Linked DNA regions of Mus musculus: region 2 is linked to region 1. Evidence: chromatin contacts called from ENCODE Hi-C data. All regions are on one chromosome and are shown on one strand. The core of a region is the stretch at or near the end of the contact, and the rest is flanking DNA. Distances in the headings are between cores, read along the strand shown.

Region 1 (6,631 bases), core at 2,078-4,577:
TAAAAGCAGCATTTTTCAGCCCAATAATAACTCAGGATGCACCTGTTAAAGTCATTCAGGTGGCAACATCTCAGTTTCTGAGCTTTTTGTGGGGTCTTCCTTTGGTCAGAGTGCTATTTTAGGGTATCTGGCACCATGAGGAGGTGGACCGAAAGCTATAGCTTCTCTTGGTTAGGGGTAATTACTACTGCTGCACTTCTCACAGAATGCCCTGGGGCACAGAGAGTGTTGTAACTAGGTGGCTTCACCATGCACCCCAAAACTGGCACTGGAATGAGCTGCAACCCCATGAAGGCCCATGGTGTGCAGTCATAGGACTGTGGGCCATGATGCCTCTGCTCAGTAATAGCCCCCATGATCATGGGTCGTTTACTTGGGACATCTCCCTGTGATTCTGAGGACCCTCTCAAGGAAATCAGCTTCTGAGAGGAGACAAATAGGACTTCCCATTTATTCATTTCATAAACATGAGTCCAATACCTGCTGGGCGTCAGACATCTTCTCAACTCTGTGGAGCTTACACACTGAGCAAGGGCTGCTGCGGAAAGGAAAGGGTATGGCAGAAACTAATGCTCCCATCAGAGAGACACAGTGCAAGAGTTCTCTCCTTCTCGGGTCAGACAAGTTCTTCGTAGTGAAAGGTTTGTGGTGCTGTCTGCGTTGGAAGTGTGTACAGCTATGGGGATGAATGAGGTCTGAGAGAGAGAGAGAGAGAGGGAGAGAGAGAGAGAGAGAGAGAGAGAGAGAGAGAGAGAGAGGATGAAGGTGAGTTGGAGGCAAAGCTCTGAGCCTTTAATAGAGAAGCCAAAAGGATGGCAGACTCAGGTGGAGTTCCTGTCATTGTATCAATGCCGCAGAGAAACAGTCAATAGAGTATTCCTGGTCAGAGTCACATTGACAGAAACAGTAACCATACCAGTAACAGAGAGCCTCCACAACAATTGGCCACTGCAGTTAATACCTGAGACACAAAGAAGAAAAGTATTTGACTGTCAGGCTTGGAGGTTCTGGGCAGTGTTCATAGCCACCTCAGTGCTTTAGACAGCTCCCCAGGGTGGGAATACAGCTCCTCACCTTAGGAGGCAGGGAATGAGTGGTAGGGCTCCTGAGATCGCCTCTGAAGACACACCTTCAATGATCTTAAAACCTCCCACCCTGCATCTAAAAATTCTACCCCCTTCCACTAGCACCACTCTGGAGATAGGTCTCCAACACATGGACCCACAGAGGTTTACATTCAAGACCCAAACCCTAGCACCTTTATCCAGATATTAGAAACAGTAAACATTCTAGATTCCCTTGTATAAAGGGGTTCCTGATGGAAATGTCAAAATCACCAAAGTCACCAGGAATGATGACAGGAAAGGGTTGTTGGGAATTCTGTCATCTGGAAGGCACCACAGTCTTCAGTGAAATAGGAGAGTGTCCTGGGAGGATGGCAAAAACTGCAAGGGCAGATGATGGTGGGATGCTCAGTAGATCCAATATGTCGGGAGCTGAAGGTCTGTGGATAGAAGGGAACACATTGGTAAAGGGTGCTATCTGCCTTTCGTCTCAACTGCACGAGACGCAAGAGTGAAACATCAACCAACAGCCAGCGTTCGAGAGGGCTCCAAGAGCTATGGTCTGTGCTAGTGGTTCTCAACCTTCCTCATGCTGTGACGCTCTAATGCAGGGCCTCATGTTGTGGTGACCCCAACCATAAAACTATTCATTGCTACTTCAAATCTAGGATTTTGCTACTGTTACAAGTCATAATGTTAATAGCTGATATTTGACCCCCAAAGGGATCTGGAACCACACAGCTTTGGGCAGGTGAAAAAGGAGTTGATATTATAAACATAGTACCTTCTGTTGCGATGTCTTAGCAATGAAGTGAGAGAAGTATTGAGGAGCATAAAGCTTTGACCTTGACAGTACAGATGACATGGCAAGAGTTCTTGGATTTCTGGTCACCAGCAAGCCTCACAGGACACGAGGCATGGCAGAGCACATCACAGGAGGCCTTCAAGGACAGCATCAGGGATTTCTATTTTAGTCTGTATGCCAAGGCTACTGGGCAGAGTTGGTGTGCTGGTTCAAGTTGGAGCAACAAATTGCCATAGTCAAAATCACGTGGGCAAAGGATGCTCATAGAACTTCTCCTGCGATGGGCAAGTTTAGGTCTGTTCAGGTTAGGAAAGCCGGAAGAAGCGTTTGGCTGAACTGTGCTTACTCAGAATGTGAGGGCACAAAGGGAGAGAGGGGGCAAGCAAGAGATGCTGCAGTTTGGTGTTTGGAAAACCATGGTTAAACATTTACAGGTGGACGAACCTAACATGAGAATAGTTACAGATGATGTGAGTTTCCCTGCCCCTCCCTTTACCACCACCCCCAACTGTTGCTAACCCAGGCTTTTGGTTTAGGGAGGCTGAGGCTAATAAAGATCAGGTGATTTTCAGAAGTGTTGCTCAGAAGTCCAATACAAGATGGCCATGTACTCTTCTTACTATGCCCGTTGCTTTTTCCCAATAAAAGATCACCATATATATGTCTTATGATGCCAGCTTCCTTTTCATCGGTACAGAGCATAGCTCTAGGACCTCTCTCAAGTGTCTAGTGGTTGTTTCGTTCTCCCTAACTTAGCTCCAGGTTTTCAAGGCAGGGCAGGGAGCTTAGATTGCCACCCGACTTAAAGTTCAAGAGTTGGCGTGGGTCCATGCGCCCCAGCCCAGGCGTTAGCTCTCACCCAGAACAGCTGTTGCCATTCATTTTCCTATCCAGGGTGAGTTAGGGCACACAGGGCACTAGCCAGGGCCTGAAGGAAGGGCCACTTTGACTGCCTTTCCTTTTCAAAGTGAAGGCAGGGCAGGATAACAGAGGAGGTGCTCTTGGGAAGTGGTTTCATCACACCCCCTGAGGCCAGGCCCTCAAATCACAGTTGAGCTTTGGCTAAGAATCTGACTTATGCAAGAGCAAACCCCACACACGTTTGCCTGATTTCCTCCTTTCTGCTGACAGCAGCTCAGCTTGGTCCTAAACTCTCGGGTCTCTTGGTGTCTGATTAGTTATCAACAGAAGCTGCCACTGTTCCATAGCTTGGCAGCTTGGCCTCTTCGTCCCTAGCAGGGAAAGGCTGATGAGGAGCTTGGGAAGGAGAATGAGCTCAGCGGGATGGAAGGGAACCGGACTGAGATAGCGCTGGAGGTGCTGCACAAGGACCCCAGGACCTAAGCGACCTCTTCCTGGTGGCTTTCAGCAGAAGACAGCAAGTTGCTAGGTGAGCCGGCGGGACAGGGGGCGTGGCTCTGCGAGCGGGGGCGTGATTGAGGCGTGGCTCTGCGGTCGTGGGAGGAGCCGGGGCGGGAGCGGCGCCGCGGAGGGGACCCGCGGCACGAGCGAGAGCTCGCCAGCCCCGCCACGATGCCCCCGCGCCCAGGACGCCTCCTCCAGCCGCTGGCCGGGCTGCCGGCCCTGGCCACGCTCCTGCTGCTGCTCGGGGCGCGCAAAGGCGCCCGGGCCCAGGAGGTGGAAGCGGACAGCGGGGTCGAGCAGGACCCGCACGCCAAGCACCTGTATACGGCCGACATGTTCACGCACGGGATCCAGAGCGCCGCGCACTTCGTCATGTTCTTCGCGCCCTGGTAACTGCAGCTCCAGCAGGCCGGCGGAGCCCGATCTGGGACCGGGGACCAGGGACCTGGAGCCGGGGACCGGGGAGAGGGCGCGAGGCCGCGCAGGCTGCGCCGGGGGCGTGGGCCGCGCTCGGGCCTCGCCGCTGACGTGGCGCTAGCCGCCGGCCTGCGAGCTAGGAAGGGCGGGCCCCGAGGGGAGACCCGGAAAAGCCTCTCCACCCCGCCACACTGCTGGAGTCCAGGCATCCCCCGCTTCTGTCCCCTGCCCAGCTCCCCAAACTTCCTGTGCTGGCCGGACGCGGCGGGAGCCCGGCGTCCACGTGCCCTATCCTGAAGGGTTCTTCCTGCTGGCCCATCAATATTGGGTTGGATTGGAAATCTAAGGCCCCCTCAAGATGTGATTGCCCACTTTGTGTGTCGAGGGTAGGAAAAGATAGCCTAGGTCGGGAACTGAGACTTCCCCGGCCCCTGGAGTCCAGCGAGGTGCCAGTTTTGGAGTCTCCGCTGCACGCTGGAGTGGATGTGAGCTGTATTCTCAAGGCCTTTAACTCTTTCACCTCCTGTTCTCATTTGGGGCCCGGTCATTTGGAAAGTGTGAGGTCGAACTGTTCTTCCTAAAAGTCATAACTTCAGGCTTCCATTCTTCGGTTGGGGCTTCCTGGTGCACCTCACTACCCCAAGAATTAGTCTAGACATAGCAGTGCTTTGCTACTGGGGCCTAGATGCTCAGAGAAAGAAGTTCTCCGGTCCACAGCAGAAAGCGGTATTTAGAGCACAGGCTCTTGAGATGTGGGATGTTCTGGCTGTGTTTATTGCTGAGCAAAGTACTCTTCCTCTAGCTCAGTAGGGACTCATTAAGGACAGGGGGTTAAGCAGTTAAGAAAAATGTGCCTGTGGAATCCAATGTAGTCAGTGATTGTATTTTTCTAAAGTGGGAGAAACTTTGCCCATAACCCTAGAGCGGGCTATTACTGCATTTCAATTCGTTTAGTGTTAAATTAACTTTGTGGGGGAGGGGATCATTTTGGCTCACAGCCATTATCAGTTAAGAATGCAGGAATGGGATACACTGTTTTACATTCCCAAGAACAGCCACTTGAGTCTGTAGAACTACCATTGAAAGAAAAAGACTGGGAGTCTGCCACAGTCAGTCGCGTTAATAGTTACTCTGTGCACAAGTCGTCTCAAAGTAGTGATTCCAGTTAAGTACACCACAGGACTTAATTGGAGTTGATTTCGGTGGAATAAATCTAAGGGTTTTTAGTTTTATGAGAAAAGTTGACATGCAGGCAGGGTTAGGTTCTCTGGAGTGCTGATGGAGTTTTAAGTTTAGAATATATGCAATGAATAACCAGCTAGTCTTGGCCAGTTGGGGTATACACCACAGATTCTTTTTTTTTTTTTTAACTCTATGGCTTACAGACGTTTAGGTCGAGGCTGCTCTCTAGGATAAGCCTTCAATTGTTTGCTTCTTGCTATTCTGATAAAAATATTAGAGAGATGTAGGAGCCCACCCATGGCCTTTGAAGGCTGGGTTTTTGATGTTTTAAGGGGAAGTTGAGGCAGGATCTCTCTGTGTAGCCAAGCTGACCTTGAACTCATGACTTTGTTGGTCTCAGCCTACAGAGTGCTAAGATTTCAAAATTTTAAGAACAACATGGTACTCAAGGTAGACTACGCTGGGTCCTCTCCCCACTTCTTTCTCACCGTGAGTGCCTGGAATGTTCACTGTCCATGTGTGATGCTGGGGCAAGGACACTGTGTAGTGATGGCACTGACCTGTCTCTGTATTTGTTCTAAGCTTTGTGGGTGCAGGATTGTCCTCCTGCTGTTGATCTGGTGCCAGCATCTGGTCACACTGAACCTAGGGACAGTTAGGTCAAAGGTAAGGTTAGGTGCCTTTGCTCTGTCACTTGGCTCCAGGCCACATCTGAATACAGCCGGCAGTCTCTGTAGTGCTGTATCCACAAGGGCTCCAAACCAGAAATGCCAGTTAGAGAGAAGCAGTGGACTCTTTAGTCCTCCTGGGTGGGGAGAGGCTTGCCTGTGTGGTGATGACCCCAAGTGGTCAGGTTAACTTGGGTTAGAGGGAACTAAATCTTTATCTTCTTTTTAAATCTTGTATTGTTTTCATAAGAACCCTTTCAAGGGTATAGAGGATGTCTATCTACAACTCTAAACTGAGCATATCTGATCAAATTCCGCTAACATCAGGACAACCCTTAGGAGCTGAAGGGGTTTGCAACCCCATAGGAAGAACAATATCAACCAGCCAGAGCTCCCAGGGTCTAAACCACCAACCAAGGAGTACACATAGAGGGACCCATGGCTCCAGCCGTATATGTAGCAGAGGATGGCCTTGTCGGGCATCAATGGGAGAAGAGGTCCTTGGTCCTGGAAAGGCTCAATGCCCCTGTGTAGGGGAATGCGTGGGTGGGGAGTTGGGAGTGGGTGGGTGGGAGTGCACCCTCATAGAAGCAAGAGGAGGGGGGATGGGATGGGGGCTCCTGGGGGGGGGAATCAAGAAAGGGGATAACATTTGAAATATAAATAAAATATCTAGTTTTTAAAAAAGGAGAAAGAAAGAAAAAGAAAAAGAAAATCCATTAGGGCAGCCACTCATCTATCTTCCAGCAACATCTTATAGCTGGGTTCCTTACCAGCATTAGAACCAATCTGCTTTCTTTGATTAGGCACCAGATGTCATGAGGAGCAAACAGGAACATGGGCCAACTGGGGAGCATAAAGTCCACAGGCCCCATTGTGTACACACTTACGGAGCCGTTGGGCCTCCATTCTTCCTTGCTATCCGCTCTTTCCCTACCCATGACCTTGCTGAACTAACTCATTTTGCTGAGTTCACAGAAGTTAAATCCTCAAATACAGTTTCCCTGTGTGGTACCCCATCCCTCTGCTTCAAGTGCCAAAGTGCTTAGCATGCTCAAGTGTTTGCACCGGACAGTGCTTCCATTCTTGGCACTTGCATGGAATGTATAACTGACAAGCCTTCAGAAAAA
Region 2 (6,631 bases), core at 1,272-3,771, 2.5 Mb before region 1:
TCTCACCTTCTCTCTTCTCTCTCCCCCCTTCACCCCCATCCCCCCGCCTCGCCCTGTGAGACAGGGTCTCACTTTGTAGCTATGACTGTCCTCCCAAGTGCTGGGATTAAATACATATGCAGCACAGCTGGCCTAAATTTTAAACTGAATCCTCCTGCCTCAGCCTCCTGATTACAGATATGAGCCACCTGATTCAAACACGTTACAGCTTATGTCAAAGCACTGTTCAGATTACATATTTATGTAATGTATGTGATACTGGTTATGCTGGCTACTGGCTGGGTTTAGAAGCAGCACCTGGAACTGTTAACAGCATAAGCCTGGGGACCATCTTGACATGTCGGACTCACAAACCATGACGCCTGGAGTGTCTCTTGCCCTATGAACCTCCCAAATGTTCATCTATAAAATGAGAATGGTTGTATCAGTCTCAGGGCTGCTGTATATCTGGAATGAGTATACTAAAGAAACCCCAACCATGCACTGAAGAGATGGCTCAGAGGCTACGAGGACTAATTGCTCTTCCAGAGGTCCTAAATTCAATTCCCAGCAACCACATGGTGGCTCGCAACCATCTGTAAAGGGATCCAATGCCCTCTTCTGGTCTCTTCTGGTGTGTCTGTAAACATCTACAGTGTACTTATGTATATGGAAGGGAAGGAAGGAGGGAAGGAGGGAGGGAGGGAAGGAGGGAGGGAGGGAGGGAGGGAGGGAGGGAGGGAGGGAGGGAGGGAGAAACCAAGAAAGAAAGAAAGAGAGAGAGAGAGAGAGAGAGAGAGAAAGAAAGAAAGAGGGAGGGAGGGAGAAACCCAACCACAACAGGCACTAAGGAATTTTCGACAAAACAGATCAGTAAGTGATAAGTAGAACTGTTCAAGAAATAATCATTCTTTTTTGTTTTTCAAGACAGAATTTCTCTGTGTAAACCAGGCTGTCCTGGAACTCAGAGATCCGCCTACCTCTGCCTCCTGAGTGCTGGGATTACGGGTGGGGCCACTGCCCTGATAGATGACACTTCTAATCCCCTTTACTGTCTGACTACTATGTTGGCAATTACCTGTATCTTCTTGCCATACCAGACAAAAATAAATTTCATACTGTGCTACACTTAACCTCCATGTGTTTCTCTCTTCGCTTGTTCACCATCCCTTCAACCAAGAAGGCCACAACAGCAGGGCTCACACCTCTGGCACCTTTCGCCCTACCCACAGTAGGTGGACGATAAACAGTGAATCTGCATCACTTTCTTCATCCCAGGCCAGCTGTAGTAGTTCTTTTGTGTATAATGTATTTTTATTTTATGTAGATTGGTGTTTTGACTGTATGTATGCCTGTAGGAGGATATTAGATCCCTTCGAACAGGAGTTAACAAACAGTTGTGAGCTGCCGTGTAGGTGCTGGGAACTGAACCAGGACCCTCTGGAAGAACAGCCAGTGCTCTTAACCGCTAAGCCATGTCTCCAGTCCAGCCAGCGCTCTTAACCGCTGAGTCATGTCTCCAGTCCTATAGTAGTTTGTTAATCAGGACAGAAACTCAGTGAAAGGTGAAGTTATTTTTACATTAGAACTTTAAGAACTACAATCATTGTCAGCTTAAATGCACACCTTATTTTTTCATGCCTTAGGAATGCTTTAAGGTTTTTCTTAACCTTTTAAATTATCAGATAATAACTGTATATATTTATGGAGCACAATGGGATATTTGAATGCATACATAGATCAGATATGAAAAAGGCAACCCCTTTTGAGCTGGTTCAAAATACGCTGTAGTAGCTAGTTTAAAATACACAATTAATGCTGTCAACTATAGTTACCTTTCAAGGAAAAAAAAAGCAATCAGTCATTCCTCCCATCAAACTTCATTTCTGCAAGCATTAGCCCTCCTCTCTCCGTCACCTCCCTACGTTGGCCCCAACCACTTCTGGCAGCCATTCATCCACTCCCGACAGAGATGAACATTCCTCGTTACCTACTGTAGACATTTTATCTACTATAGCAAGTAAATATTATTTCAATTCTGAGAAGCCTCTACTCTGTAAAGAGCAGGATCTTTCCACACAAGCTCTGAGCTCACTCTCCTCCTGCCTCAACCTCTCGAGAGCTGGGATTAGCTGCATAAACCTGTCCGTTTTCCAACAAAGTCCGCCATCCAAGACCCATAGAGAACCAGCGATAAATAACAACCTCCACGGTCCTGCCCCGGAAGGACCAGCCCGCCTGTCCCCCGCAGCCCCGGGGCTCGCGCTGCCTCACCTCCTGATGGCCACTCTTCGCGGGCCCGCGCTGTACCGTGAACCCAAACAGGACCTGCTCGTAGCTGCCGGCGACCAGCTCCATTCCGCAGCACTCGTGCCGGGCAAGAGACGCCGGCGTGGAGACCCGATGGCTGCGGAGGCTGGCCCTTCCCTTCCTCAGCCGGCGCGCGAGTTATACGTCACCGCCCGGGGGCACCTTTTAGGCGCCTGCAAATGGCAATAACGGAGGACGCGCTCCGTCCTCCGTTACGTGGGACGTCACGTGACCCTTCTGCGACGAGCTTAAGGAAGGAAGCCGCGGGAGGAGGCTCTCAGAGCAGAGAGAAAGAAAAGTTGTGTCAAGCAGGCAAGTCCTGGGAAGCCGTGGGCTCCGCCGGCCTTGGGAAATGGGAGGGAACTTCTCCCCGGAAGCCCCAACTTCCGGCGCGCCTAAGGAAGGGGCGGGCCCACTTCCGGCTCCGGTGGCCAGCGGTTGTCTAGACAACCCTTGTAGTTCCTGGAGGGTTGCTGTGATTTGGGGATCCGGAATGCATTTCCTCCATTTATGATTTTCTTTTCTTGTTTTGTTTTGTTTTGTTTTGAAGACAGGCTTTCACTGTGTAGCCCTGACAGTCCTGGAACTCACTCTGTAGACCAGGCTGGCCTCGAACTCAGAGCTCCGCCTGCCTCTGCCTCCCGGGTGCTGGGATTAACTATGATTTTCTTATTTGCAGCCAGTCTCACTTCGTCGCCCAGCCTGGCGCCTCCTTGCACCCGTTTTCCTCCTGCAGCTTCCCCATGGCTCGGATCACAAGCAAAGGGTTTTGTTTTCGTGCCGAGAGAGAGCAGATTAGGGTCGGCCCGGGGACGGTCAGGGCTCGCGGGACCCGGAGTTGGCAGTGTCCCCTCGCTGGATTGCGAGCCCGGGCCTGCCAGTCCGTGTCCCGCCTGCAGGCAAGCCGTCCATCTCCTCAGCTTTTCTTGCCTACTGGCTTCTTGTATCTAATCAGACTGGCCATGTGCTGACCTATGGTACAGGAAAAAAGATTTGTCTTGAGGGAGGAGGACAGTGGCTACATCTCTACCCGAGTTAAGGGACAAAGTGCAGGGCTGGAGAGATAGCTAGGCGGTTGAGAGCACTGTCTGCTCTTCCAGAGGTCCTGAGTTCATTTCCCAGCAACCACATGGTGGCTCACAAACATCTGTGATGGGGTCTAGTGCCCTCTTCTGGTGTGTCTGAAGGAAGCAATGGTGGTGTACTCCTATGCATAAAGATAAATAAATAAATCTTTAAGGGGGGGAGGTGCAGAGGTTAATGAAAGCAATAATATCCTTTTTTCCTTTCTCTTTAGGCGGGGTCAGGGATGAGTGCATATGTCAAAGCGGGTGGGTTGGTGCTTATGTCAGATCTTCACACAGGCCTGTGAATTAATGGAGTTCTTAAGTGCTTAGACATTGTTTCCAAACACTTGTTCTCTAAGGCTGCAAATTGTCGACACAGCCTCTTTTGCTTGAGTATAGGGGGAAGTAATTAATTTGACTTTGGGTGTTTTGATGATTTTTCAATTGTGTAAAGGCTCTTCCAGTTTGGGCTATTCCACTTGCAACCCTTGTGTTACTTAATTTATCTCCAGGTATTGCTAAGTTGTCCTGAGCATGTTAATCATTTTCACCAGAGAACCACTAAAGTTGGAACATGTCTCCTTAGCTTGGAACAAAGTGAAAAGTCTCATCTTGTCCATACATGGTGTGTTACAGTTTACATTGGGTCATACTCATTTTAATGCAATAGTAATCATATCAAAAAAAATGGGGGTGGGGGATGAGTAAAACTGCTTCAGAACCCTGTGGTTTATTTACCCTATTGTTCCTGGAAGCGCCTCGCCCCCTTATTACCACCAGGGAAATACCAGCTGCTGTTGGAGAAATATAAGTGCGGGTATTTGTTTTGTTTTGTGTTTTTTGTTTTATGGTTTTGTTTTTGAGACAGTGTTTCTCTGTATAGCCCTGGCTGTCCTGGAACTCACTTTGTAGACCAGGCTGGCCTTGAACTCAAGAAATCCACCTGCCTCTGCCTCCCAAGTGCTGGGATTAAAGGCGTGCACCACCATGCCTGGCAAGTGCAGGTATTTTTAAAATTACAACAGAGGAAGTGTGATTGCTAAAAGTTCTTCATCTCCATTTTGTTAATTTCCCTTATCTTTCTTGGAGAAAGTTACCTAAAGATCTCCCATGCTCCTGGTGGCTTGGTAGAATTAGTATTGTGAAAATGGCTGTCCTACTGCAATTAATCTACATATTATAATCTTCTATTATAATATGAATTTTGATATCATAGTTCAAGAATTTAGAAAATTTAGAATTTAGAAATTTAGAAATTTAGAAATTTAGAATTTAGAATTTAGAAAGAATTTAGAAAAATGCCAAATGAATTCCAAATTCATTTGGAACCAGAAATGAGGGGCTATCACAAATAGCCAAAGCAATCCTGAGAAATAAGAACACAGCAAGGAGAATTATAACACCTGACCTCAAATTATACTTTATTAGTGATAACGACAGCCTGGTACTGGTGTAAAAACAGTCAGACTAAAGGAATGGAGGACCTGGAAATGAAATGGTGAGGAAACGCCCACTTGATTTTTCAAGGGAACCAACAAATATGCTTTGGGGGAAAAAGATAACATTCATTAATCGGTACTAGCAAACTGGAGATCTGCTTGCATAAGAATGAAACTAGATGGGCTGGTGAGATGGCTCAGTGGGTAAGAGCACCCGACTGCTCTTCCAAAGGTCCGGAGTTCAAATCCCAGCAACCACATGGTGGCTCACAACCATCTGTAACAAGATCTGACACCCTCTTCTGGTGTGTCTGAAGACAGCTACAGTGTACTTACATATAATAAATAAATCTTAAAAAGAAAAAGAAAAAAAAGGGTGAAACTAGATTCATTCATACTTTTCACATTGTACAAAAAGCAATTCAAAACAGATCAAAGAATTCACAACAAAAAGTGATGATACATCTGGAAAAAAACAATACTTTTTTTTTTTTAATGTTTTTTTCGAGACAGGGTTTCTCTGTGTAGCCCTAGCTGTCCTGGAACTCACTTTGTAGACCAGGCTGCCCTTGAACTCAGAAATCTGCCTGCCTTTGCCTCCCAAGTGCTGGGATTAAAGGCGTGCGCCACCACTGCCCAGCCAGAATACTTTTCAAGTACTTTTAGTGTAGTCCAGAACTTTCTGAATAGAACACCAGTATCCCAGGAACTATTAACAGGACACATGAAATCAAAAGTTTCTGCACAACAAAGGAAGCTCTCAGAGCGAACAGCACACAGAATGGGAGAGAAATCTACCAGTCACACTCCAGACAGACAGGAGGCCAATACCCAGAAGTCACACTCCAGACAGACAGGAGGCCAATACCCAGAAGTCACACTCCAGACAGGAGGCCAATACCCAGAAGTCACACTCCAGACAGGAGGCCAATACCCAGAAGTTACAAACCTCTGAAATTAAGTACCAAGGAAATAGAACTGCCAAACAACAGAGCAGCAAATTAACTGGACAGTTTTCAAGAGAAAAAAAAATGACCACTAACTTTTTAAAAGTGTTCAACATTAGAGAAAAGCAACTGAAGTTAGAGATACTGCGTCCTCCCGGTCGGATACGTGTCATCAAGAATCTGATGACAAAGGTTGAGAGGATGAGGAGAGGAGCACTTCACCCACGGGCTGTTTGGTGCAAATCAATACAACCATTATGGAAATCGATGTGGAGAGTCTTCAAAAAATTAAAATATAATTACCATATGGACCCACAATTTCGATCCTGGGAATACACCAGGGGCCCCCCATACCCTACCACAGAAACATTTGAACCCACATGTTTATTTGGTACTTTATTTTCTATTACAAGGAAGCCACGTTGTTTATTAACAAACAATAGATAGTAAAAATATGGCACATATATAGAATGGAACACTATTTGGCTCTATGAAAAAAATGAAATAAAATATTGCAAGAAAAGAGATGGGCTTAGAATATATAATATTAAACAAAGACACAATCTTAGGGGAAAACTCATGTTCTCATGTGTATCATAGCATATATGTGTATATGTATCTATTTATACAAATGTACATACGGGTGTACTGTACCGTGTAGAAAGGAAAAAAACATTAGGTAATGAGGAAAAACTAAATACTAATAATGAACATCTAAATCACAACAAGAAATAAAGAGAATTGTCTTTCTAATTTTAACTATCATGAATTTTCTGGGTTTGGAGACATGTAAATGCATAAAATTGTATTTGAAAGTGTAAAATCCAGTGTGAAGTTCCATAACTTCAAAACAGCTTTTTTTTTTTTTTTTTGAGACAGGGTTTCTCTG

The links. Hi-C counts contacts between places; a loop is a spot of excess contacts on that map.
Region 2: a map of regulatory T cell shows a loop between it and region 1 (5-fold over the local background). The contact joins the promoter of A730081D07Rik here to the promoter of Txndc5 in region 1. A Hi-C loop is called at or near these places in 2 of 37 maps with a recorded cell type or tissue (left cerebral cortex and regulatory T cell).

The regions. Positions count from the first base shown.
Region 1 is chr13:38,525,180-38,531,810 of GRCm38, reverse strand. It overlaps Txndc5 (thioredoxin domain containing 5), which reads left to right and starts at 3,327. Exons shown (of 10, transcript NM_145367.4): 1 at 3,327-3,623. The coding sequence starts at 3,403. Gm31834 (a long non-coding RNA gene) reads right to left here and starts at 3,908. Exons shown (of 2, transcript XR_382215.4): 1 at 1,849-3,908; 2 at 1-1,504.
Region 2 is chr13:40,997,036-41,003,666 of GRCm38, reverse strand. It overlaps A730081D07Rik (RIKEN cDNA A730081D07 gene), which reads left to right and starts at 2,521. Exons shown (of 5, transcript NR_155347.1): 1 at 2,521-2,601. It overlaps Pak1ip1 (PAK1 interacting protein 1), which reads right to left and starts at 2,657. Exons shown (of 10, transcript NM_026550.3): 1 at 2,254-2,657. The coding sequence starts at 2,337.